Linked DNA regions of Homo sapiens: all the other regions are linked to region 1. A link is a loop called in an ENCODE intact Hi-C map of the cell type or tissue named here. Cell type or tissue: PC-3. All regions are shown on one strand.

What was found. Peaks named below come from ENCODE experiments on the same cell type or tissue, not always from the same donor. Only the 100,000 strongest peaks of a DNase experiment are listed, where the experiment ranks them.
Region 2: a loop joins it to region 1, with 14 times the contacts of the local background. A loop is called at or near these places in 12 of 110 quality-filtered maps.
Region 3: it touches region 1 in a loop (6-fold over the local background); 3 of 110 quality-filtered maps call a loop at or near these places.
Region 4: a loop joins it to region 1, with 4 times the contacts of the local background. A loop is called at or near these places in 7 of 110 quality-filtered maps.
Region 5: it touches region 1 in a loop (13-fold over the local background); 62 of 110 quality-filtered maps call a loop at or near these places.
Region 6: a loop joins it to region 1, with 2.2 times the contacts of the local background. A loop is called at or near these places in 2 of 110 quality-filtered maps.
Region 7: a loop joins it to region 1, with 10 times the contacts of the local background. A loop is called at or near these places in 4 of 110 quality-filtered maps.

What each region holds. Positions count from the first base shown.
Region 1 is chr2:58,445,992-58,449,991 of GRCh38, forward strand. No RefSeq gene overlaps it. Among named protein-coding and RNA genes, the nearest start is that of LINC01122, 73 kb to the right of the region's middle. In PC-3, CTCF peaks have their summits at 2,257 (motif pointing left), 2,458 and 3,509; DNase peaks (open chromatin) are centred at 1,870 and 2,230; H3K4me3 peaks cover 386 bases; H3K27ac peaks cover 802 bases.
Region 2 is chr2:57,718,678-57,722,677 of GRCh38, forward strand. It overlaps LOC105374697 (a long non-coding RNA gene), which reads left to right and starts at 2,223. Exons shown (of 3, transcript XR_940111.3): 1 at 2,223-2,299. In PC-3, CTCF peaks have their summits at 2,330 (motif pointing right) and 2,544; a DNase peak (open chromatin) is centred at 2,254; H3K4me3 peaks cover 987 bases.
Region 3 is chr2:58,569,201-58,573,200 of GRCh38, forward strand. All of the region lies in intron 1 of LINC01122 (long intergenic non-protein coding RNA 1122), which reads left to right. Among named protein-coding and RNA genes, the nearest start is that of LINC01122, 50 kb to the left of the region's middle. RefSeq lists an enhancer at 3,394-4,000. In PC-3, a CTCF peak has its summit at 2,227 (motif pointing right); DNase peaks (open chromatin) are centred at 841 and 2,221; H3K27ac peaks cover 257 bases.
Region 4 is chr2:58,552,496-58,556,495 of GRCh38, forward strand. The region is part of intron 1 of LINC01122 (long intergenic non-protein coding RNA 1122); the gene reads left to right. Among named protein-coding and RNA genes, the nearest start is that of LINC01122, 34 kb to the left of the region's middle. RefSeq lists enhancers at 1,948-2,448, 2,449-2,949. In PC-3, a CTCF peak has its summit at 1,643 (motif pointing left); no DNase peak of the experiment used is centred here.
Region 5 is chr2:57,903,814-57,907,813 of GRCh38, forward strand. It overlaps a transcript of VRK2 not described here. Among named protein-coding and RNA genes, the nearest start is that of VRK2, 140 kb to the right of the region's middle. In PC-3, CTCF peaks have their summits at 2,500 and 2,699; a DNase peak (open chromatin) is centred at 2,518.
Region 6 is chr2:58,515,883-58,519,882 of GRCh38, forward strand. No RefSeq gene overlaps it. Among named protein-coding and RNA genes, the nearest start is that of LINC01122, 2.9 kb to the right of the region's middle. In PC-3, no CTCF peak of the experiment used is centred here; no DNase peak of the experiment used is centred here; H3K4me3 peaks cover 381 bases; H3K27ac peaks cover 1,257 bases.
Region 7 is chr2:58,678,714-58,682,713 of GRCh38, forward strand. All of the region lies in intron 2 of LINC01122 (long intergenic non-protein coding RNA 1122), which reads left to right. Among named protein-coding and RNA genes, the nearest start is that of LINC01122, 160 kb to the left of the region's middle. In PC-3, a CTCF peak has its summit at 2,405 (motif pointing left); no DNase peak of the experiment used is centred here.

The DNA.
Region 1 (4,000 bases):
TATGTTTTTTAGACCTCATAAAATTGCAGTGGAGCATAAAAATGAAAACTGTATTTGTGTCTTTTATGTATTATTTAAGTATAGTAGAATTAAAATACTGTAGAATATTCTCTGGTTTATACCTAATGATAACATGTTGGGGCATATTCGTGTAGGCTATATATAATGATAACATATGCATTTGTGTGTTTTTTGTGGGAATTACAGTTGCTTTCTTGACCTTTTAAGGGTCCTCATGGGTTAAGGATTCATACCATACATTTTATGGCTCAGCTTCTGAATTTATTCTAAAGTTAAATACAAGATCAATGCAACTAAATGAAACTTCTATCCGTAATGACTACTAAATAGCAAGGCTCAATCAAGCAAGTTAGAATCTGTCATTTAGTGATATTGGACCACATATTCTTAGTTACAAAACATAGTATAGGAGAAACCTTTGATCCTATTTGTTAGGTATTATTTTGTAAAATATTTGACAGCTTAAAGTAAGTGAGTGCTTGAGTTTCAGAGAACTGTTGTAGAAAAGTTAATCTTCACATCTCTTAAAATTTATTTTCATTTCACATTTGAGCTGTAGACCCCTGACAAGTCTCAGCAATACTGTGGACAAAGTTACTTAAACCAGGGGCTTTCAAATTTCTTTAAATGCAACTCCTGATAAGAAATATTTAATGTTAGTACCCAGTATGCACATACATATATACCAAACTTTTACAAAACCATACATACTCTTATGAAATGTAATATACTCTGATATCTGTTCTTTTGTATTCTATTCCATTGTGTAAAAATGCTGGTTGTAACTCACCAAATTGATTTCATGATCTACAAATAGGTCACATCTGCAATTTGAAAAACACTGAACACTGATTTAGAGAATGCTTTTTTCTTTTCTTTTTTTTTTGCTGGAGTATGCAGGATTTCCTTACTTTATACTAGGTAGACAAAATCTGGTTACATTTGAGATGAAATGTTTTATTGGTGGATCATATTTGTATAATCTAACAAAAATGACTCATTATTCATGAGTCCAGAAATATATTAAAATATTATAAATTTTTCTCATATATGTCTAGTTTTACAGATCTTGAAATAGAGCATCCTAGTATATATTATTCTAGAGTTGTGGTTATTATTGAAACTGTAGAAATTATTTAATGGGAGCTATGCAGAGTGATAAATCAGATACTCAGAATGTCCTGCTTGAGAAGGGATTTATTTCATGGGTATTGTTGATATTCCCAGTGCACATTTGGAATCAGACAAGAAAAAAAGGAAATAGTAACCAGAAATGATAACTGGTCTGAAAGAGCATTTCATCTTCTTTGTATGGTAAGAAAGTCCTTGAATAATAAAATATAATAGGGTATTAAAATGTATCTAAATTTTAATGAGTGAATTAACTTGACACTTAAGATCTGAAATGAAAAAGTCACCATTAATTTGTAAATAAAGTTAAATATTTTAAAAATTATTGTTTTACTCTCCTTTCCATTATATATGTTAATGTTCACGAAAATACAGTATGCTAAGATTTTTTTTTCAGAAGCCATGCCTCTGATTGTGTAATGGAAGTTCTAAAATTGGTAAATATTCACTAAACAAATATCTAAAATCTATACTGACTGCTAGTCTCTATCTCGTCAATACTTTACATTTGGTGACCAGGGAGAATGGAAGGAGTTTCTTCAAGTATTCCTCAGTGATCTCTGTAATGTTCATGACTCTGAATAGGCTCTGTGGGTAGAATATCTTCATACCACAGCTAGTTTATATTTGTCAATTAGTCATAATGTCAAATACATGTCATGACAAATCTTTTGAGTTTCAAAAAACATCCGCTCTGCTGTTGTTTCACCCATTTCTTCTCCTGCATTTCTTCCCTTAGAGTTCAGCTCTCCATATATCCAGCCTCTCAAGCTCCTAACTCCCTCCCTGTCCTTCATTCTTCTTCATTCTTCCTCTCTTCATTCTTCCTGACTAGTCAATGCCACATCTTTTATGGTCTATTTCCTAAATATATCTTGAACTTGCCCCTTGTTTCCTTTCCGACTGCCATTTCCTACGTTCAGACCCTCATGATTTCCTCCCTGGATTCCTCTAAGCCTCTGGAGTGATCCTCCTGCCTCCAGCCTACTGCTATCACTTTTGTCTTCCCCACAGCTATTGGGGCAGTTCTAAAAATGAGATCATGATCATGGCGCCCTCTGCTGAGGATTCCCTTTCCCTTTGTTTTCTCTGACCAGCTTTGCTCATCCTTCACAACGTGGAAACAGCGCCTCCTCCCATAGGCCTTCCCTGCCTCCCTGCGTCCCCATAGCACGCTGAGTGGGCCTAGTAGTACCTTGAGCATAGCTCTATTAGGGCACTGTCAAACTATTTTACTGCGTGTTTGTATCTCTTCCTCATTAAATTTTAACTTCTTAAAGGTAATGACCTTATCTCTTTGGCAGGAAATATTAAGTACCCAATAAATATTTGTGGAATGATTAGATGGCAGAACCACTGTCTGAAAACATTAACCTCCAATTCAGGCTGGTATTTTTCAATTAGATTTGTCATAAGTTGAACTTGATCTTTTCAATGGTTACTAGAGAAAATAGAAATAGGGAATGGAGAAATAGGAGACACAACTTAGAAAGATGAAAATTTCCCTTCTAATTACAGAGTTGATCAGGAATTTTGTGGTTCTAGAATCCAAACTGTAAAACTACTGCTTCCATCGCAAAGATTCATTGCTACTGTAATGATTTCTTTAAAAACATTATATATTAAAGAAAGGTATTGAAATCTACTCCCTTCCTGAATGTTTTATAAGTATTTATAAATTATTTCCACATTGCACATAGCAGCTTTTTCTCAAACTCTATACCCAATTTGGATGTTGCAGTTTTAAAATGTAGACCACTTATTTAAAAAGAACATTTCTTTAGCTATATTCTGCAACTATGTATGGACATTATCCATACATGGGTAATTTGTTTTTTTCTGAAGGAATTTTCCTCTTGCTCTTTTGAAGTTTTGGAAGTTTGTGATTTAATAGCAAATGATTGCATAACTTTTCTGTTGTAATGTCGAGTACGTATGTGTTGGAGAAGTTATTTATTTTATATGCATTTGTTGTTTTCTTTTTTATTATTATACTGGAATTTGAAGACAGAGAGAGATTTCTTCCCTGCAGTGTTAACTACAGAAAGGGCTAGCATTATGGAATGTCACTTGACTGGCTCTTATAATGATAAATATTTCCATGACAAAACCTACTGTGAACCTGTCTGTATGCTACAGAAATTTCTCTCTCCCTTGGCTACTACTTTACTTCAAGAAGAACATAGAGAAAATATAATAGATTACTTCTAAACACTCATCAAAAATTAAATAAAACACAGGTAAAATAAAGGCTATCTTTCCCTTTATATTATTCTGCTATCAGTTCTGCAGTATGTAGATTTTATTCATTTTTTTTTTTTGCCCTTATTCAAAGTTGATGCTCTTGGTGGTGCTATTGTCCATTTATAAATACGCCTTGAAATTCAGGGTGTGTGCCAAAGATATTGATAAGCTAGATTCTTTGTCTAGTGACCATTCATTTATTTATTCATTAAAAATATTGAGTACCCATTGGACATGCAAAAATGAACACAAATTCTGGCCTCAAGTAGTGCAGAGTCTAGAAGTGGCAATAAGACATGTACATAATATGACAAAAGTAAAAAAGTGATATGAAACTCTAACCGCTTCTTACCGGCTCCAGTGCTTGCATGAAGTGTGTGAGTCACTATCATCTCTTGCTTACATAACTACAGGGCCTACTAATTGGTCCCCCTACTCCTACTTCTCACACACCCCAGCACTCTCAACACAGCAGCCAGAAGCTCCTTTTAAATTAAAAGTCAGATGATGTCACTCCTCAGCTTCAGAACTCTGTAATAGCACTCATTTCACTGCCATGATATGTCCCTTCAAACCCCCACACCAATGGCCTCTGACCTTATTT
Region 2 (4,000 bases), 730 kb before region 1:
CATGCAAAAGAATGAGGTTGGACCCGTACCTTACTCCATATACAAAATTAATTCAAAATGGATTAAAGACATGTAAAGAGATGTAACAGTTAAAACTATAAAACTGTTAAAAGAAAACATAAGATAAAAACTTCATGACACTGGATTTGGCAAAGATCTTGGATATGATACCAAAAGGCAGCAAAAGCAAACAGAGATAAATTGCACTTCATCAAAATCTAAAAATTCTGCACATCTAACAACATCTATCTTTCTATAGCTACTATCAACAGAGTATAAAAGGCAACATATGGAATAAAATATTTGCAAATCATATTCTAATAAGGGTTCAATATCCAGAATATATGAACAACTCATAGAACTCAACAACAACCCAATTTAAAAACAGTTAAAGGACTTGAATAGACTTTTCTCACAAGAAGATATATAGTTGGCCACTAAGAACATAAAAAGATGTTTAATATCACTAACCATTAGGGAAATGTACATCAAAAGCACAGTAAGCTATCCCTTCACATTCATTAAGATGACTATTTTTTTAAAAAATTAGAAAATAATAAGTGGCAAGGATGTGGAGAAATTACTGCCCTTAAGCATTGCTTGTGGGAGTATGAAATGCTGTAACTACCACAGAAAACAGTATGGCAGTTCTATGTTTAAAAAACTAAGCATGGAATTACCATATGATCCAGCTATTTCATTTCTGGGTATGTACGCAAAAGAACTAAAATCAGGGAAGCAAACAGATATTTGTGCATCAGTGTTCACAGCAACACTATTCATCATACTGAAAATCTGGAAACATCCCAACATCCATGGATCAGTGAATAAATAAATGTGTTATATAGATACAATGGAGTATTATACACCCTTAAAAAGAATGACATTCTGACACATGCTATAAGGATGAGCCTTGAAGACATTATGCTAAATGAAATAATCCAGACACAAAAAGACAAATATTGTATGGTTCCACTTATATAAGGTACCTAAAGTAGTCAAATTCATAGAAACAGACAATACAACGGTAGTTGCCAGGGCTGGAGGGAGAGGAGAATGGGTGTTATTTTTTAATGGGTACAGAGTTTCAGCTTGGAAAGATGAAAGATTTTTGGACATGGATGTTGGTGATTCTTGCACAACAATGTCAATGTGTGTAATGCCTCTAAACTTTACACTTAAAAATTGCTAAAATTGTAAATTTTAAGTTATGTATATTTTACCACAATTTAAAAATACTAAAGTGCTTGAGGTCAAGGTTTATGTCTTTTTCTCCATATGTCAAAAGTTGGCCACACATTGGAGCCTCCAGAGTCAGATGCACCACATTTAAAACCCAGTTTTTTCACTTACCGGCTATTTGACTATTACTAACCTTTAAAGATTATTATTTGCATATCTATGAAGTGACAGTTAGAATAATACCTACCTGTGACTTGACATGAAGAATAAATGTGTAATGCTTAAAAATGTTTAGTATAATGCTGACAAATTGTAGTCACTAAAGAATTAACCACTATTACTCCTGTCTTAGAAAATCTGACACAGTGCTCACTTCTGAGGCCACCTGCATTTCTGGACACGGTCTTGGCCTTGATTCTCTGTCTATAAAGTGGGAACTATGTAGTTTGCATCGCAGAGCTGCTATGATGAGATTATGTGAAAGTGCTTATAAATTACAGGACTATATAGAAATAAGCTATCTCACAGCAGAGAATAACAAAATACATTAGAAACTAAAGCAAAAAAATGGGAAGGAAGGAAGGAAGGAAGGAAGGAAGAAGGAAGGAAGGAAGGAAGGAAGGAAAGAAAGAAAGAAAGAAAGAAAGAAAGAAAGAAAGAAAGAAAGAAAGAAAGAAAGAAAGAAAGGAAAGAAACTACTTGCCACGAGAACAATTTTCAATGCTGACTTTACATGTAAAAACACTTCAAAAGAAGATATTCAGAAACCTCCAAAACTAGAATTACAATATCCAGGTTTCTCAGATATAAAAAGATTGATTACACACAAAAAAAGAATATTTTATGGTGGCATTCGAACACATGAAAAATAACCCAAATACCTATCATTCTAGAACCATTGCTCATACCACACTTTATGACTAAAGAAAAACTACCCTCCGCATAGGCTCTGGTCTCATCGCATACTCAGTCTCAATGGGATTTCCTTAAGAGTCAAAACCCCGACAATTGCATGAAGCCGGAAGCTCAGCAATCTTCTGAGGGCATCTATCTTGTTTTCTAAGAAGCATTTTGGAGGTTTTTCTTTACCTGGAGAAAGCACTGGCTAGAGCTATCTGTAAGTGCACTTCTTCTCTTGAACAGCAGAGGGTACTCCAACTCCGCGAGAGACAGACCATCTCAGCCCCTCAGTCCGCTGTGTCTTCCTGGCCTCGTCAAGACATGAACCCCAGACCAAAACAGTTCCGTTTCCACAAAATATTCCACTGAAAACCTATTACTATTCCGTGGGAATTATCGGCACATTCCAAAGGAGTAAATGGAGCCGTGGCAAAGGGAAAGGGTGGAGTCCCACCACACTGCAGGCTGCCTTAGGCCTGACCAGTTCCTCTCATACCTCTTACATTCTAAAGAGAGTTAAAAAATGTCTGTGGCAGAAATTGTGAAGGATTAACGAATACCTCCCATAGCCCCTAACTCCAAAGCAGAGTTACTGAGGAATATTAAGTTACAGCCACACAGCGTCAAACTGGCACCTGGCTGAGCTGTCCCACCATCTTAATAAAAGTCCCACAAGCAGAGGGAATAGGATGGGAAGACTCTTACCTAGCACGCTGTCAGGAAAAGTTTAGGAAACACAAAACAAAGCAGTGACTCTACCAGCCTGACCAAAATAAAGTCATCTTACTTTAAATGTGAATGTGCCTAGAAATTTCTGAGGCTAATTCATATTGTGCAAATGATGCTGCCTTCTAACGTGACACTGAAAGAATTGCAAAACATTCTCTAAATATAACAAACAGAAAAAACTTTCATGCCTTCTGCTCTTTTCTTCCTGATGCCATTATTCAGGTAGTTATTCAAATGGCCCTAATTTAATTAAGGGAAAAGCAGATAAAACTTTTTCTTTTTTTCTTTAATACAACATTCCCTTCACTCCATTCGTATGGCTTAGGAGTTCGGGTAATTCTCTGTAAGGTCATCCAAGGAAGACTTCTTTTCCTTTTTTCTATTCTCCCTGGCTGCTCCCTTTCCCTATCCCATTTTTGTCATCTTATCCCCTTCAGCCAACACAATATGCATTCTTTCCAGATCAGCCAAGCATTACAAGCAAATAACCACTCGCTGGGTGCGGTGGCTCACGCCTGTAATCCCAGCACTTTGGGAGGCCGAGGCAGGTGGATCAACTGAGGTCAGGTGTTCGAGACCAGCCTGGCCAACATGGTGAAACCCTGTCTCTACTAAAAATACAAAAAATTAGCCAGGAGTGGTGGCAGACGCCTGTAGTCCCAGCTACTTGGGAGGCTGAGGCAGGAGAACCGCTTGAACCTGGGAGGCAGAAGTTGCAGTGAGCCAAGATTGACCCATTGTACTCCAGCCTGGATGACAAGAGTGAAACTCCATCTAAAAAAAAAAAAAGATAACCATTCAAATATGAATCTATATTAACTAATATATCATGAAGTCACCTTGCCTTTGTGGTTTTGGCAAAATTCTGGTGAAATTTCTAATGAAGGAAACTCATTGTAATATCCTTCAGGCAATTTAACAAGCTTCAGAAAATGGGGCATATATAGAATATACAATAGATTCTTAGGTCATTCTAGGCACTGTACCTTAGGTGCCTTGGTAGTAGTTACTAGGCCCTTTTATGGGCTTTATGAAGATAGAGAATCAGGTTCAAATTCTGTCTCTGGTGGTTGTTTTAACCTGTGTGACCTGAAGTACTTAACCTCTTTGATCTTCCATATTCCCAGATATAAAAATAAAGAGAAGGACAATCTAGGGCTATTAAAAGGATTCACATTTCATAATCATG
Region 3 (4,000 bases), 120 kb after region 1:
CACTGCTATTAAATAAAAATTTTGTGCAGTCTAAAGAACCGGGCAGATGTTAAAAACCCTTGTGGTCCCCACCAGCTGGGGGGTTCCTCTGTTTGTTATTTCCCGGCTGCTTGGCACGTTCCTGTGACATAAAACAAACCCCCATTATAAAGGATTATATGATGAGTCAACAAGCATGTGAAAGATAGCAACCAAATGGTGACTCCCAATTACATGAAAAATTACTATAATCACCCCTGCTGTAACACCCGTCTGTTGGCAAAGTGGTTGATCCCCTTGAAAAGCATTAAAAAAAGGCCTAGTGTATTAAATAAAAATCTCAGTTCTGTGTGTAATCATAAAAATTAACACTGTCACTTTAAAAAAAAACTAATTAGTGTCCTAAAGGGAAACCTACTAGGCTATGTAAAGTAGCTATTATGAAAATGTTTAGCCTTTTGAATGTATTTCAGACAGCGTTTGTGTTGCCAGATTTGTCAGCCAAAAATTCACTAAGCAGATTTGTCAGGGGCTGAGGCCATAATCTGTAAAACAGACATTGGCATAGAGATTAAAGATCAAGAGAATTATATAGGTTTTGTTACCATATGCCAAGATTTCTTTTTAAAAGTAAGTTTATTTTGTGTGGGCTGTAACCAGAAGCAAGCACTATCTTTGTTTGGTATTTAAAACAGTAGCATTTCCTGCCGAGGAAGGAACAAAACAGTTTCATTCACACACTTGGGGTGCGGTGGTGGTGGTGGTGGGGCGGGGCGGGGAGGGTGTGTGTGTGCAAGATGCTTCTGACATTTCTTCTGTAGTTTCTTTCCTCTCTTTCTACAGTGTAAGCCTCATGTATGAGTCATGGATGAAAAATCAACGACAGAAGAGCCCTTGGGTCCACAGTCACACTTTTCCCGGGGACTGTAGGAGCTGCCTGGGACACCCTCTCCTTTCAGAAGATGTGTCCCTAACTTGGAGGGTGCCCATATTACAGTCAGGCTTCCCATGTCTAGCCACAGATGACATATTCATGTCTATCAGGCTCCTCTTAAAGAATTTTATGCTTAGAAACATCAGTGACCCAAAACGGGCTGGGTGCAGAACTTCTTTGGCAGCTTGGCCACATGGCTCTGAGGAAGTCATGAAATCACTTTGAACAATGCATTCCTTAAATAAGAATGTGAATTAGGTGGTCTCTCAGGACCCTTGGCCTCTAAAGTTGTATGATTCTGTGAAGGTCAGACCTTGCATAAATTCCAGTACAACCCTCTCAGATGCAGCAAGAAAAAGTAGTTTATATTGCCATAATATATGCTGCAAAATTTAATAGAATGATGGACCGCTTCCTGAAAACAGTTGAGCAAAAGCGTTATGCTACAAAAAACTATATATGATGGTTTCCTTAGAACTGTGGTCAGTATTGGGGCAGATTTGGGTAATTACAACAGCCAAACATAGTAATGACATTCTGAGACATTTATACTTTTGAGATGACAGTGGATAAAACTCATTGTAATACTTCATAATTTTAGTAATATTTTAACACAGAAGCCTAGTCCACAGATATCCTGGGACACACACCTATGCACACACACAATTTATTTACCTAGATGGAAAGGAAGTCACATATAATTTGTATGGGAACTTTCAAAGGCGCTTACACTAAAGCTTTTCTAAGCCACTTTTAAATTATATCTTCATTACACAAATGGAATATTGCTCAAAGAACCGCTGACTGAGAGAAGTGGCAAGCAGTCTTCCCAGACTTTATTCAGTATTCACATCCAATCACATGGGTAAACATAAATACATCACAATGCTTATTCAAACACTCACAAGTTATCTATAGAAGACAAACTACCATATATTCTCCGAAACAGATTTTTCTTCCATTTCCCTTTTTCATTTTGCATCTAGTGTATTGACTGAAATTCATCTGGTTTTTTGTTTTTTCTTTTCTTGAAGCAAATTATAGGCCCCTCCTGGCTCCACCTATAATTTTTCACATTTTCTTGAGACAAACTACAACACATTGACACGAAGTTACTGGCAAACAGAAATTCTAGAAAGTATCCAAAAGGGGTTAGGAGTCTGACACTTGGCCTCCTGACCTGAGGGGAAAGTAGATTTCCGTCGAGGCTGCAGTCTTGGGACTTCCGCCTTGAGGAGCCAATCTTGGCCCTCATGTTCCGGATAGCAGGAAAGGAAGGGATATACCTGCGAGTGGTTTTTGTGCTAGTACAGACACTAGGGGGTGTCCAAGGACCAAATGTATTCCTCCTTCCCTTCAGCCTTGTCTTAGGTCCAGCTAACTTAAAAAGTGCAGGAGCTAAGGGAAAATCCATCCAATTAATTCCTGTCTTGTGCCGAAATAAATAATGTGGGGTCAGTTTCATCATCAGGCCCCGATTCCCTTGGATCTCTGGCAGCCTTTGTAATCTCAGGGTTCAGAGCTGGCACCATCCCGTATTTAAGCTACAGGTGATGAGAATGAGGTGCTCTGTTATCAAATGCTTTTTACTTCTGTGTGTGTCAGAATTTACTTGTTGTTGAAAAGAGGTCACCAATTTTCCTTTTCTTTAGTGTTTCAGTTTAGGTCTGTTCACACTAAACTATGAAGGGCGGGGGGGAATTGTAAGAAGGCAGATTTCTGCCTTCTCATTCTTGTGGGGTCCCATTTGCTTTTTATTGTGGATTATTTGTTAATTATTACTTATTAGAAAACATTGGCCCTTGCTACTGTAGACATCTTCAGGCCTTTGGGCATGGGTCTCTTTATGAATACCTATTACTTCTTAATTATGATGGTTTAATAAGATACGTCTTTCATTTTCATCTCCTATCTCTCTTCCCCTATGATTCTTCTCCTTTTGCTATTGGTCCCTGAGGGCATGTTACTGGCTCCTTTTTCTTTATTGCTCCCATCTTCCCTTTGCCCCTCCTGGTAAATTAAAAAAATAAATAGAATGCATTTTAAGGATGACAACAGTAATAATAAAGCCAGGAATTGCTTTCCAGCTAAATGCACTGATTGGAAGTCCTATTGAAAATAGCATAAACCTAATTGAAGTAGTCAACCCCTCCCATATAGGTCATGCTATGCTCTATTAAAATGAAGGTAAAACAAAGCTTGTGACATTTCTGCATTTCCCAGACTGACTTTTCCTAAGACATATCGATAGTATTGACAATAGTATTGCATTGTGCTCCCTAGTGACCCAGCCTGTCATCTTGTGGTCCTGGATAATTCTTTCTTAATGAAACCTTATTGTGTCCTTTACCTATAACAATCAACAGAAAAATAATTATGTTTCAACATATAGAAATAAAAAATTTGAAATAAATCAAAATTGTAGCAATTAACTAACCAGTAACACTGATCATTTGGATAATGTGGATGTTCAGTACCCGCCAATTGTGGCCTGTTAAAGATGCAAATACGTTTTCTAAATTTATGAAAATACACAAGTTGCTAAAGAAATGTCTGATGTGAAATTATCAGGAGAGTTGGGATTATATATAAGGAGTTATTATTTGATTTCATTTTGAATAATTTAAGTAGTCTGTCTTCAAGAGTCATTATTTGGTCCTAAGCTTTATTACTGAAGTTTCTTATATTCCATGGAACTGACTATCAGATTTGATGGCAAAGCACTAGCAGCTGGGAAACTGCTCTTTCTCTCCCCTCTCATTTCCCAAACAATGTTTGCACTGATTAATACTATGCAACAAGACATGACGCAGAGATTGTGTTGGCATTGTGTTCTGATGACCCCACACATTGTGTGCGCTCTGTGGTTCCTTTTGCTGTTCATAGTTATATGGGTTTATCAGAAATTACATGTCAGGCTCCCGATGAGTGTAATTGTATACTGATTGTGTATAGTTTTTTAAACCTCATTATTAGCCTTGTATGCAAACCAAATAAAAGGAAAGTTTAAAAAAGGAGAAAGAAAATAGCCTCCACTGGACGTCATGTCAGAGCCCAGGTGTTTGAGCCTGGATGCAGGGGGGAAAC
Region 4 (4,000 bases), 110 kb after region 1:
CATTATCACCTAGAGGGTCCTCATTCAGTTTGCTTTAATAGACTTGTCATCTGTATCAATCCAAGTCCAGGGAATTGGCTGTTTATTTTTTTCCCTAATTTAACATTTGCATGTCGATAGAAATTTGAGTGCTTGATTTTCTCTATTTAGTGTATATCAATTAATGTCCAATTATAATCTTTTCCTTTTACCAGTACAAAGCTTGTTATTACCAGTACAAAGCTTGTGGAGTTTGGTACTTTCTTTGCACTGTGATATGTCTTTACATAATAAATCCTAGAACAGTACCTATGTAAGTTTTTGCAGGTTTTATTCTTTCAGCTTTTGCTATTAAAACCTGCATATATGTAGATATTATTGTTCTGTTGGTTGTGACCTGGCTCTGTGTTCCTGCCCTTGAAGACTTGTGAATGAGTCATTTTTCTTCTATAACAATTGTGTTTGACTTAAAAAAGAAAATCTTGGCTCAGATGTCTGATTCTGACATGAATTACTTTTTGCTGCAGATTCTTTTTGCTACAGATTCTGTTTTCCCCAGATTCTTCCCTGACTCTGACCACCATGGCTCTTTTAGGTATGAGGTCAATTTACTACCTATGACCTTCGCTTCTTCCCTACCTATGATTAGCCACTATGCAGACTTGGCATAAAGAATCTCAGAAGTCCTCCCTAGTACATCAATTTCTAGGACTTTCCTTTTGCCTATGCAGACAGCTTTACTCTGATTCCTTTCTAACCTATGCTGTTAATTGCAAGATAAGCATACCCAAATTAAGGACTTGTAACACACAGTCAACTTCTCCCTGAGTTAAGGAAGGAATGCTCCTTGAAAACGAAGAGAGAAAGCTCTGCTCCCCACCCCTCCCACATTCTCTTTAGAAGGGAGCAAGAGAGGTTTCAGGGACTTATTTCTAAGTGCAACACTTAAGTTTGGCCTGTGAGGGGTAAATAGTCCATTATCAGGAAAAAAAAAGTCTTACCATTACATAGTCAAAAACATAGACAAATACAGAATTTGTTGCATCAAACTTTACTTTTTTCCAAGGAATCAGCCATCAGTCCATACACATCATATGGGCATCAGGGGCCTCCTTCTCCTTCCTTTTCCCCCTTTTTTTCCAAAGTCTTGTTCACATTTTTGCATCTTTCCAGAGCTCTGCTTCTTAGTCAATAAGTTTGTGATCTTCCTTCTAGATGCATCTGAATGGCAGCAGCAGGCCCTGAGCTCATTAGCCTTTGCATGTTATCTGCATCCTTTCAGGTGCTTGAACTTTCTCTCTGTCTCTTTCTCTATCTTAGGAATTCTTACCACCTCTTGTGGTCTGAGTTATTATACTTTATTATACTAACAGATTCTCTGTCTTTTTTGGGTCTCACCAATAGCTTCCTCCTGAGAAGGCGACTATGTGAGGAAGAAAAGTGGCAGGTGAAAAAGGGTAAAGAAGCTCCATATTGTCACATAAGTATTCATAGTACCTCTTTGAAAAGACTCCAGAGTTTCTTGTGCAGATAGTAGAGAGGGCAAGAAGAAGACTTAACACTTCTGGTTGCTTTTATTCTTGTAGGAAAAGCGGAGTGAGTGCCTAAAGTAGAGAGAAAAAGCAGCTGCTTGCTGTCACCACTGGGGCTTGGTCAGGGCTGCCTCCTGCAGGTCCTTCATGGACTTGGTGAATGTGTATCCTTTTGACACTTAGGTTTGTGAAGGTAGAAACAAGACAAGCTTTTCTCTCTATGACTTCTTGGGAATGGAGGAAAGAGGACAATTTTGGGCAAGACATTTGATACTTTATATAGAAAGTCGTTATAACACTTTTTCCTTTTTTTTTTTCTACTGGAAGTTCCTACCCTAGGATAAGACTCTTTCCACCAATTTCTTTCTTTCTTTCTTTCTTTCTTTCTTTCTTTCTTTCTTTCTTTCTTTCTTTCTTTCTTTCTTTCTTTTTCTCTTTCTTTCCTTTTTTCTTTCTTTCTCCTTCTTTCTTTCTCTCTCTTTCCTTTGTTTTTTTTTTTTTGACAGAGTCTCACTCTTTCACCTAGGATGGAGTGTGCAATGGCATGGTCTTGGCTCACTGCAATCTCAGCTTTCCAGGTTCAAGAGATTCTCCTGCCTCAGCCTCCCAAGTAGCTGGGATTACAGGCACGTGCCACCATGCCCGGCTAATTTTCATATTTTTTAGTAGAGACGAGGTTTCACCATGTTGGCCAGGCTGGTCTTGAACTCCTGACCTCAAATGATCTGCCCGCCTCAGCCTCCCAAAGTACTGGGATTACAGGCATGAGACACCTTGCCTGGCCTCCACCAATTTCTTATCCACACCACAGACCCTTCCCCTTGGAGAAGCATGTGACCTGTAATGCATCTTTTTTTCTTTTCTTTTCTTTTCTTTTTTTTTTGAGACAGGGTTTCCCTCTGTTGCCCAGGCTGGAGTGCAGTGGTGTGATCATAGCTCACTGCAGCCTCCACCTCCCTGGCTGAAGTAATTCTCCCACCTCAGCCTCCCGGGTAGCTGGGTCTACAGGCATACGCCACCATGCCTGTCTCATTTTTTGTATTTTTTGTAGAGACAGGGTTTCGCCATGTTGCCCAGGCTGGTCCTGAACACATGGGCTCAAGCAATCTGCCTGACTTGGCCTTCCAAAGTGCTGCGATGACAGGCGTGAGCCACTGTGCTTGGCCAGACCTCTAATATATCTTAGTGCAATTATTCAGTGCAGTAACTTCGGGATCCTTTTCTTTACAGCCAGCGAAAGCAGTTTCCCAGGTTTGTGCACAAGCATTATTTTTGAGAGTGGTTCATCAATTTATTAAAATAATTTATGTTTTAACTATGTTGTGATAGGAATGGCCTGATTTGGCTGTATTAGGAACTGTGACCAATAGTTGATATTTGCAAGATGACATCAGTTACATGTGCTTTTTTTCAAGATACTTCTGTCAAATGATTAGTTCACAGGTTCTACATCTGTTTTGAGCTTAGGAGGTAGTAAGTTTCGTAATGTTTATTGTTTTCTAATGCATGTTTTTTGTCAAAGTTTTACAAAATTTTTGGTTAAATTTATTATGTGACATTGGAGATTGAGTTAGTACTTCTGCTTTTTGGTCTGATTTTCAGGTAGTTACTCTAAAGATATGGCTAGTTCTACATCTAAAACAAAAAAAGAAAATTTTACATTTTCTTACAGGAGTATTAGAAGCAACACCCTTTTGTATCAGGGGTTGATCATTAGGGGATGGAGATGGGCCTCTATTGGAAGGAGTTTATGCTGTACATTTACTCAAGAAGGTAGTAGACAGATGAATGAAAGGTCCTAATCACCAATATTTGCTGAATAGGTTCTAGGGAATTATTACCTTAACTTCCAGCACATATACACACACAGGCTTCAAGCTGTAGCTGAATTTTGGTAGCATCTCTTCTCATCCTCTCTCCTTTTCAAGTTAGTCTGACAGTTTCTTCTTTCTAATATTTTATATAAAAACATTTCTGGTGAGGGACAGGCTAGAAGCCTAGGGTATTTCCACAAATCAAGATTTTTTCCCCCATAGCTCTAGCTTCTTCCACATCCTGTTAGATTCCCGGTTATAACATACCAAAGCTAAATTAATTAATTAGTGTTTAGAGCAGTTTTAGGTTCACAGCAAAATTGAGATGTATAGAGATTTCCCATATACCCCCTTGCCCTAACACATGCATAGCTTCCCCCATTATCAACATTCCCCACTGAAGTGGTATATTTGTTACAACTGATGAAACTACATTGACAGTTAAGGAAAAATAAAAAGCAGTAACTTATTTTAAAGATCATCTTGATTTCCAGTACACTCTTCATTTGATATCACTTAGGCTAATACCTTAATCAATTCTCAATCTCCGTGTATACCCTCTTGGAATGGTGTGCCCACCAACCCTAGCACAGGAGGAGCAATAGGGCTGTAGCGACTCACTCATGTATTAACTTACTATATCTGTACAGGCAAATCAATCCAATTGCATGGTGA
Region 5 (4,000 bases), 540 kb before region 1:
CTAACGCGGCGAAACCCCGTCTCTACTAAAAATACAAAAAATTAGCCGGGCGTGGTCGCAGGCGCCTGTAGTACCAGCTACTTGGGAGGCTGAGGCAGGAGAATGGCGTGAACCCGGGAGGCGGAGCTTGCAGTGAGGTGAGATCGCACCACTGCACTCCAGCCTGGGCAACACAGCAAGACTCTGTCTCAAAAAAAAAAAAAAAAAAAAAAAAGGAAATATTAAAAGTAAGTTTTTTTCAATAATGATTTTTTTTATTTTCCAAAGAGTATCACGGAGTTCACTTTTCTCATTAAAAAATAATAATATGCATGTAGTGTTTGACATTTCCCTTGTGAGCTGCAAAATCTAGAAATCAGGGGACATTGCTGAAACATCTGTTATTTCACATTTTCCATTGAATGACTTCCATGATCAGATGGACAAAAGACAATTACTACCATGCTTTTAGTCATTAGAGGTATTACAGTTTCTAGTAGTTGGCTTTTTGATGTTTCTACTGTCTCTTGGTATAGGTATATCCAAAGTGGAACAGAGGTGATAAGTTATCTTAGTCTGCCTGGTGCACCAACTGGTATCATATTGGCCTGAAATATTTTTCTGTATGTCATAAAGCTCTTGGAATTAAGAGATTCTTTGCATGCAAAGTAAAACACAATCTATTGAGTTGTAACTCTGATGAAAAATTTTGCTAAAATCTGAGACACATTATTTGTCAAATAAGATTTTGTGTTCTATGCCATATCAAAGAAACATGTTGACAAATGAAGAGTTAAGTAAATTACACATGAGATAAGTGTTTGTCTTGATTTGCTTGGGGGTATTGTGTATGTGTGTTTGTTTTTCTTTGTTTCAGTTTGTTTCTCTGGTTTGTTGTTTTTCTTATTATGTCATGCCAAACAGTAAATTTGATAGATTAATTTTTTTTATCATGGTAGTGACCTAATTAGACAGGTTGTTTTATTTGCAGTTGTTTAGCACACAGTCACATAGACACAGCCTAAATCAAGACTTTACATATTAAAAAAGTTAGAAATTTTAAAGAAACACTACACAAAACTGGGTAGAAATTGGAGAGTTCATAAATAATCTACTCTGACTTCTGATTCCAAATCCACTTCCAAATTTTTGTTAGAGTTTTATGACATATTCTGTTAAAAAAAAAAAAAGACAAAAAGGTGTAAGAAACACTCATTACGTGGCTTAAAAATGAACATTGAAATCACTCTGCTGATTCTGTTTTCCACAGGCAGTCACAACAATACCTCCATCTCACATACCCTTCTTAAATGTGACTTGGACACTATTCCCATGAAGAAATGGTCTGTGTTTCCTACCTTAAAAATGGGCTGGCTTTGTGACTATTTTGACTAACAGTGTATGGCAGAAATGATGTTATTGACTTTTTGTGTCTAGGTCATTAATGACCAAGAAGCTTCTGCTTTGTTGGCTAAAATACTTGTTCCTGAAAGCTTGCAAGAAGTCTGACTGCATTGAGGCCACCATGCTGTAAGGCAGACTAAACCCACCCAAAAGAAGAAGCTGCATGGAGAGGCCATGAGGCTACACAAAGAGTGAGAGATGATGGCAGCCTCCAGCTGCTTCGACCTCCCATCCTCCAGCTCTAGCACTAGCTGTAGCAAACAACTGGCCACAACACTAGGAAAGACCACCCAGCTCAGACCATTCCCAAATTCCAACCCACAGGAATCCATGAGAAGTCATAAAACAACGGTTATGTTTATAACCCCAAAGATTTGGGAGATCATTTATAGATCATTCATTTATTAAGCAAATGTTTACTGAATGTCCAGTCTGTGCTGGGCAATATCCTAAGTACAAAATCCTGCAAGGATTTTTTTTTCTCAAAGGAGTTTAATCCCTCTATCCTCTCTGCTTCCATGGCTCTTTAGATTGGTAATATAGCATTTATTTATTTTGTCCATATTGGTAATACAGCATTTATTCTTTGGTCCATATTGGTAATACAGCATATTTTTCCATATTCTATAAGTTGTATACATGTTTGATTATACAATTCTAAATTCAGGATCTGATTCTGAATTAATTTTATTTGCCTCTATAGTGTTCCTAGTGTACGTAAGTGTTGATATATAGCACCTATCTGGATAAAAAAAATTGATGCAGGAAAATTAATACCATTAGCCCCCATGATACAAATTAAACTAATATTCTTGAGACATAATTTATTTAAAATAGCTGAAGTCTTCAACTGAAGGAAAGGAAATACTTTTTAAAAAACATTTGAATATGTGATTATTCCTTACAGCAGTCAAAAGAGAAAGAAATAAGTACTTCTCAAAGATTCTAGTAATTAGTAAACAAGCCACGAGGTACTTAAAATTACCTTAAACCAGTTTTATTTTGTCAAATAGTCTGTTACTACAGCTATAGATAATTTTGTTCTAAGTGTAGCTTAAAACTAAAATGTGCCCTGGATAAGATAAAAAGTAGTGTCTGGGCGTCCTCATTACAATCTTCCTTCCTACCACTAGTCTATGCTGTTGCACTAAGTACTGAATGCTTGTTCAGTGTCCATAGGAATGTGGGGAAGATCACTTTTGTCTAAGATTTGTTACTCAGATGGGAAAAAGTCAAATGCCTTATTTTTTCCCCAAAATAGAAGCAGGCAATTTATAAACAATTCTGTTCACGAAAAAATGTATTCTGAATTCATAAATTTAAGTTATATGTTTTAACTATGTCAATTAGAAAAGGAAAATATTATGGGGGTGGGGCCTCCCTTTCTAATTTTGAAAAGAAGGAATCTAATCGTCATAGTTAAGCACTCTTACTTACAATGTTGAGTTTTTGTTAATTTCTCCTGGTCCTCTGCCTCACTTTGATCTGCATTTAATGAGTTACAAATCCTGTGAATTTTACCTCAGCGCTGTTTTTTCCACCTAGCCCATTTTCTCCCCTTTGTATTAACACAGTTTAAAACCTCAATGTCTATAAACTGCACAGTGCAGGCAAACATGTATTGAGGTCTTATCTGTGTGATGTCTTATGCTAAGGGCTTCACATATGTACACTGTTTAAATCTTACACAAATATGATGAAATAAATTCTAAAAGTTTTCCTGTTTTACAGATGAGAAAAGCCATGGAGGACTTTTTTTATTATTATTTTTATTTTTTTGAGACAGAGTCTTGCTGTGTCACCCAGGCTGGAGTGCAGTGGCGCGATCTCGGCTCACTGCAACCTCCACCTCCCAGGTTCAAGCGATTATCCTGCCTCAGCCTCCCAAGTAGCTGGGACTACAGGTGCCCACCACCACGTGCGGCTAATTTTTTTTTGTATTTTTAGTAGAGACGGGATTTCACTATGTTGACCAGGCTGGTCTTGAACTCCTGACCTCGTGATCCTCCCGCCTCTGCCTCCCAAAGTGCTGGGATTATAGGCGTGAGCCACTGCACCCAGCTGAGGACTTTTAGAACTAAGTAATTCACCCAAGGTGATAGTCAGTAGTGGTGGAACCAGCATGCAAATTAGACAATGTGACTTCATAGCCTAGTATTCTACTCTACTTCTGTAACTTATGGCTGGAAGGGACTTTAAAATTCCATCTACTCCATGTTTAATGCTTCATTCTCCCTTAACATTTGCAAAGTTGTCACTAGCCTATGTTGGAACATCTCCAATGACTGTCACAATAGTCTTCTATCTCTCAACTCCAACTCACCCTATGCTCTGCCAGATTCATTGTTTTCAAAAAGCTTTTTGTCATAATCTCCCTCAGCTCAAATAAACAACTAGCATTTCCAAACAGAGCAACTACAACCACTTCAAACATCCTAAACTCCCTCCAACCCTGGCTATTCACACGCTTCAGTTCACAACTTCCATCCAGAATCCTACTTCTCTGATTGTCCTCATGGGGAAAGTATGCTATTTCCTTCATCCTACAAGATGCTTCTCACTGACTCTATCCATATTCTTCTCATCCTTCAAGAGCCAAGTCAAATCTCTCTGCTTC
Region 6 (4,000 bases), 70 kb after region 1:
GTGCCTAATAAGTCCCATTAATTCATCATGTTCCAAACTGAATTCAGATTTTTCTACCCTGCCCACCAAACCTGCATCTTCCACACATTAGTTAAAGGCAGCTCCATTCTTGCATTTGCTTAGGTCAGACACTGTGCAGTGATCTTAACTCACTCCACTCTGTTTTTTCTCTCAGCCTACACCCAATCCATAGTAAGACCTGGCAGCACTAGCTCCAGTTTACATCCCAAATATGACTGCTTCTCACTGCCTTACTTCTACCTATCTGGTCTATGCCACCCTTATTTTTTTGTCTGGATTGTTGTAAGAGCTTTCTAATTTGTCTCCCTGCCTTTGCTCTTCTCTCTATCCTCTTAGATGCTACTCTTAACCTAGCAAACAGGATGATCTCATTAAAAAGGAAATTGCATCATTTTACTTCTATACTCAAAGCTGTCCCAAAACTTTCAGTCTTATTGGAGTAAAATCAAACTCCTTGTTGTGGCCACGTGACCCACCATATGACCCTCCATGATCTTGCCGCTTCCACCTCACTGACCTCACCTTCTTCCACTCTTCCCTCTTGCCCAACCTGCTGTAGCTACAATGGTGCTGAGGCTGGCTCTCAGTAACCAAACCCAATTCCACTTCAGATCTTTAAATGCTCTAACCAGAGAGATCTGTATCATCTTGCTTGTTTATGTAAGGTTCTTTCTTCCCTGACTACCGAATTTAAAAGAGTAATAGCCTACATATAATCACTTTCTCTTTTACACCAGCTTTATTATTCTTGATGTGACTTCTCACCATCTGACATATCATTTAGGACAAACCACATGAAATTGTAGATAATGACTATTTTTGACCGACAAAAACTGCCAGTGCCTAGGGTAGTCAGGGAAGCCAGTTCGTATTTCTTGTTTGTTTGTAAGCTCTGTGAGAGAAGAGATTTTTCCTGTTTTGTTCACTGTTATAGCCCCAGCTAAAAGATATAGTGCTTGGTACATAATAAATACTCATAAATATCTATAGAATGAACTACATGAATGAGTCAGCAATATTTATAAGGTATCTACAATGTGCTATTCTTGTTTCAATCCCTGTATCCACTCTCTTTTCTGTTTTATTTCTCTTTATAAAAATGAGTCACAGGCTGGGTGTGGTGGCTCATGCCTGTAATCACAGCACTTTGGGAGGCCGAGGCAGGTGGATCACCTGAGGTTAGGAGTTTGAAACCAGCCTGGCCAACATGGCGAAACCTCGTCTTTACTAAAAATACAAAAATTAGATAGGCTTGGTGGTGGGAGCTTGTAATCCCAGCTACTTGAGAAGCTGAGGCAGGAGAATTGCTTGAACCCAGGAGACAGAGGTTGCAGTGAGCTGAGATCACACCATTCCACTCCAGCCTGGGCGACAAGAGCAAAACTCCATCTCAAAAAAAAAAAAAAAAAAAAGAGTCACCACATTTTTCAATGAGTAACTAAATTAATATGCAGTTCGGGTGATTCAAGGGAACACAGTAACTATTTGAAAAAATAATGTAATAGAAATTTATATCTAATACATTATATCTAAGTATATGCATATATCTTTATTTTACTAATTATGCTTTACTGGGACCACTAATAGAATTGTACTGAGACCACTGATAGAGCTTTTTTTTTTTTTTTTTTCAATGTCCTGAACACATTTTATCTGAAAGTGTGTGATACGCATGCTGGCAGGGCAAAAGTAGGATGTCATTAAACTGTTGCTTTAAAGAAGTGACAAAATGTTACTTCTTTCCAAATAAAACAGGATAAAATTTGAAAAGAAAGGCTTTGGGATCATGAAAAGTATGAGTATGGGGAACAAAATACCTTCTTTTAATTTTGCAGCAATGAATACGCTTTGAAAACTGAAATTCGTTAGAAAGTACTAGAAATGGTTTAGCAATAGAGTTCAGCCACAAAACTTAAGTCTGAGACTATGGCATGGGACACATTTTCACCAGTCATAATTTTAGCCAAGTATAGAGAGATGTGATTAGGAATACTCAAATACAATCTGGGGGAAAATAACCAGGAATCACATTTTAAAAAAACATGAAAATTGTGATGTCCTGCAAGACACTTAAAACTGCAACATCCGTTCTCTGAACAAGTTAACTGAGGCAAACTGAGAAGGCAGTATATATCCAGGAGCACAGCACACATTGGGCGGAAGATCTGGGATGAGAGCCCAAAAGTCCCATTTTCCTGTCTCATACTTTTGTATTCAAAATATTGCAATCTGTTACCTAGAAGAAGATTAGTGTGTAGAACTGAATGCTTTAATTTTACTGCAGGAAAAAGTAATGTAGAAAGAGCATAGGCTGTGATGGATATAAAATGTGTCTAAACACAGATATCTTTGGTTAATTAGTAAAATGGCAAAGACACTTCGAAAAACAAGAGAGGCACATAAATCTCTTTCATAAGTGTTAAATATTTCAATATTCACTCATATGAAAATCTTTTAATGGAGCTCTCACATATTTGTAGAAATAATTAACATTATATTTGAAGCATCAATTTTTTTGCCACTGAGCTAACATAACTTTTTATCATTATATCTTTGAATACTGTATTACTTATCTGATCTAGAACATTTCACATAAAAGAAAGCTAAAGTTAGCAAAAGAACAGTTCATAAAAATATGTGGTATCTGTGAAAACAGATATGATTAAAATAGTATGTGCTGTTTAAATGAATTAGAAGTCATCTTGGAAAGCCCAATGAAGTCTCCTCATCACACAGAGGCAGTTAGGAAGGCAAATAGGACTCCAGGGTGCATTAAAAAAGGGAGAAAATAATATGGAAATATTAAGTTGATGTGATATCAAATAATGATATACTTTCATCCAGAATACCGAGTCTAATTTCAGTCAGTGCACCTTAAGACATGTCAAGCAGAGAATGAAAATATCAGAGGAATGTGGAAAAAGGAGTAAATTGGGGATTAATTCACAGAAAGATAATTTATTTCTCCCAAATAAGTTTTAATAAGCAGGAAGTCACTTTTTTTTTTCAAAACATCACAATAAAGGACATTGGGCGACTGATATTTATAATAAAATAATTAGCAACTTAATGTATTAGCTGAAGTTTGGAACGATACACTTAAAACTAGTTATCTGGATTGGTCAGAAAAGCGTTGCAGATTTAAAAGATCTGAATGGGAACATCAGTGATGGAAGCAGAACTTCTAGGCTAGTGGTCTTATTCTTTTCCAGGTTGTGTATTTACCCTGGGCCTTGGTCCCAATCAACATGTAACATTTATTGTAAGTTTATGTGCATTTATGGTGACACAAAAGTGTAAAATAAGGTCTCTCATCCTTTTTTCCTAATTAACAAAATAAATTGCATTATGTGTTTTCTCAGTATAGAAAGAGAACATACATATTACCAGAAAGGAATTCCAGGCTGGAACATGTAGATTATATAAAAGCCTTTTTCACTACCAAGGAAACTTTGTGCCTATTACCTAGAAATAATGGCTGAGCTCACTATTGTGAAGTCTGGGGCTTCCTCTAAGAAAAGAAATGAAATTATTTTCTTTTTCTTTTAATATACTTGTCATTTTATAAAATGTTGGATTTATGTACTTTAACTTGGCATATAAATTTTATCTCATTTATCCTCATGTGCTTCTTAAAATGATTAACATTATCTTCATTTCAGAAATGAAGAAACAGAGTTTATAGTTGAAAGAATGAAAAGGAACGAGGATTCAATTCTAGGCCTTTCACTATGAGTCTATTTTTCAGGATTCACAATGATATTATTTTTTATAATACAAGTGACAATGAGGAAAAAAACGTGACTCTCATGGAACACTGCATGGAATCTGGGACTTTCTTTATCTTTATTTATTTTTTACATACTCAAATAGGAAAAGATTAGTCCCATAAACCTAGCACTAATTTTAACTTCCTCTTGAAATATTCATATTTCAAGAAATTGAAATTACTCATTACTAGAAATTGGACTTTGTAAAT
Region 7 (4,000 bases), 230 kb after region 1:
ATATGTACATTTTAAAACTTTTTGCATGCATGGCTAAATTGCCTTCTAGAAATGTACCAGTTTACATTCCCAATATCAGTATTCCAGAGGCCAGTTTCCTTCCCTACCTTTCAATATTAGGTGTTAGAATAAAAATATTCCAATCCAAAAGATAAAAAAGACCTTGCATTATTGTTTTAATTTGAATTTCTTTTATTTCTAATGGTGTTACATGAGTTTCTTATGTTTATTTATATTAGTAGTTCTTTGTAAATTGTCTACTTTGTCCAGTTTCTATGAAGACGCTTGCTGTTTTCGTATTATAAAAACTGTATGCCGTATGTATATACACACACTGTTATATATGGAATACATATATAACTATATGTATATTATAGTTATATATGACATATATATGTATGTGTGTATATATGTGTGTATAGATATATGCACACACAGTTGTATATGTGTGTGTGTATATATATATACGCACAGTTATATCTATATATGAGAAATGTATGGTATATATATGTGTGTGTATATATATGCCATACATTTATATATATGTGTATATACATACATGGCATATATATGTATATATATATGAAGTTTATCAAACTGAAGTAAAAAACTCATCCATTTTTTCTGTTATGTTATACTTTTGACGTCATGCATTTCAAATTTTTTCTGTCCCAGGATGGAACACCCTCTAGTGCCATTGTAGTTTATTTTCTTTTTGTAAGCCCTGTAATTAAATTTGATGTGTGGTGTGAGGTAGGGATTATTTGTCAGTTTAATATTTTGTTTAAACTACAATTTTTCTATCTACTTCCATACCTGAGGGAGTTGGCATGCAACAGACTGAAAATGCTAGAAAGAAGCAACTTTACAGGTTCATATCTGATTGACCCAATAAAGATCACAGTGTTTCTGCACCATTATTATTCTGTCTAAAAACAGAATTAAAGGTAATGGCAGTTGCCTCCAGCATCCAGGCATATGAATGCATGTGTATGTTTATGTGGATGTGTGTAGATATATGTGAGCATGAAAGAGAGTATGCCTATAAGATGATAATGAGGAATCTGAGAATCATTTTTAATATTAACTATGATCTTATTAGCTACAATTTTTTCAAGACTTGAGAATTTTTCTTTGTTGACAATACTTGCATCTTTAATCAGTAATCATGCTAGATCAAAAAGTACTAGACTACAGTATTTTAACTGCAGCAGTATGTATTTATGTACAAGGGAAGAATATATCCATGGACAAGATACTGCCTCTAATTCATGGACATATTCTGCCACTGAGCAAATCTTGTTACCAGTGACTATGTTGACTTGGAAAGGTTATGACACACATCCCTAAGCACAGTGCTGTTTGTGACCCTATTGTAATTTTTACTATATTTATGTACCCCCATAGGAAATGTCTTCCATTTATTTTTTACAAAATGATAAGTTATTGGGTATAAGAAAGTGCAGTGACTAAGATAAATCTTACCCTATATAGTCTTATTTTTTTCCACTCATCTTAAGAATCCTCATCACGCTCATCATCAATTTTTCATCACTAAATATGGGACAAGAAGCAATGACCTGAAATTTCAAGTGAGCCATATTAAGAATTATGATTTTCATAACTGCCAGAAGTAAACAGGCTTAGTATTTTGTCAATATGTTTTATATATTTACCAATTCGTTTTAGATTGCTGTCTTTTTTTTTTTTTTGAGATTTTTTTTTTCAGAGTTATCTTGAAGTTTATTTTTAGTGTGGCAGAATTCCTTATTAATATTTGTGGGTTTTCATTATGCATTGCACTGTTTTACACTTGAAATTTTTAGGAGATATGGCTTAGCATTTTACGTTTTATCAAGCTCCTCAGGATATTGATATAGCTATTCAGTTTCAGAGGAACTAGACTATTGCATTTGGCTTTAGAATTGGTATATTCAGAGAGATTTTCTCATGAAATGTAAGAAGATAGGTTAAAGTGCCTAGCACAGAGCCAGGCACAGAGTAGGCATTGTACAAATGTGCATTACTTATTTTATCCGAGTATTAAGGGTAATTAGCAAACTGATGTGGACTTGGTCTGTTCCACATTTGTGGCTGTTTTTAAGGAAGCTTCCATTTAAATCCATACATTTTACAGTGTATGTTTTGTATTACTAATCTCTATGAGCTTAACATTTGGAGGACAGTGTTTATTGACTTTTTAGTGTGAACAGCTCATCATTTTGTTAAAGACTGAATATTCTGAACATTCCAGGAACATAAATATCCAAAAGTACTACTTGCATTAGCTAACAGAACTGCCATATATTTGCACAGCTGTTAAATGGTTGTTTTAAAATTTTAAAAAATACTTCAGGTGTATGCAATTATTCAAATTATGTAAATATTCAGAGGTTTATACCAAAATAAGAAGATGCCACCTTGTGGTACAAAAAAAAAGATTTTTAAGTACATTTGTAATATGTGGTTGACAAATCTTTGGAATAACATGTGGTTGACAAACCTATTTGAGTAAATAGGAAAAGCCGCTAAAATACTCATGCTCATGGCCAAGTGTTTTATTTTTATTTATTTTTATTACTTTTGAGATGGAGTTTCTCTCTTGTCACCCAGGCTGGAGCACAGTGGTGTGATCTCGGCTCACTGCAACCTCTGCTTCCCTGGTTCAAGCTATTCTCCTGCCTCAGCCTCCTGAGTAGCTGGGATAACAGGCACCTGCCACCATGCCCAATTAATTTTTGTATATTTGTATTTTTTTTTTTTTTTTTTTTGTAAAATTGGAGTTTCACCATGTTGGCCAGGCTGGTCTCAAACTCTTGACCTTAGGTGATCTGCCTGCCTCGGCCTCCCAAGGTGCTGGGATTACAGGCATGAGCCACTGTGCCTGGGCACTAAATGTTTTAATTCAGCAACTATGTCACAAATAGAAAGATCACAAGGGGAAAATTATGTGGGAGTGTTTTGTTTTATGAAAGCAGGGGTCTATTCAGTAGTATACAGTTGTTACAAAGGTATTACAAGGGAACATTTCAAAGATGTTTAATGGAATATAATAAACTCACAACATGTATTTTAAAATTAAGATCATGGTGTATTTTCAAGAACGATTGCTACATTTTGTTCCTTTAGGTAAAGAGTAAAATTTTATTATGATTTCACTTTAATGAACATAATTTAAGACAATCTTTTACTTGGATAATGTCTATATATATTAAGATGATGTTTTGTTAAAAAGATAAAGATTACTTGAAATGAATTATGAACTATAGCATACACCTAGATGATGAGTAGATTTCTTACATCAGATTATGTTGGAACTTCTGAGAATGAGTCAATCTTGGAAATCATGTAGTTTGATATTTTATCTTTTATTGGCATGTAAACTGAGGCATAGAGATGTTAAATGACTCGCCCAGGAACCCCCACTCCTCAGCAGTTTCCTTCCTTTATCCTGTGCTGCTTCTTCTTCCCCAAACTACATTTGAATTGGCCTCTTGTATTGAGAATCTTTGTTTTCCAGAAAAAGAATAGATGAGAATCCATTTCTCCCCTCTGAACTTTTCATTAAATGTTTATTCTGTTGCATTTCTCCATAAGCATTTTTATATTGCCATTTTCTCCTCTTATTAGAATACTTAATATAGTTCCAAATAGTACCTAATTGAAAACAGTTTATCATATCCCTTTTTATTTATTAGTATAATAGTATCCCTGCAATCTGGTGGCAGGAAAGTACTGCACTATTTTATTGTAATTTATCCCATTTTAAATGTTCATTTGGGTCTATGAAATTGCATAATACTTTTAATACTTTATAGAAATACACTTTCAGAGTATGTGTTGGAAAAAACGCCTCAAATATCAGAATTGGCTTTGAAATTTTGCAGAAATAATATTGGGGGATATTCCAAATCCAAACTTAAATGAATGAATCGGCCTATCATTTCAAAGATTTTGAAAGGGTGGGCACCTGTATATGTACCAAGGAAATAAAAGATCA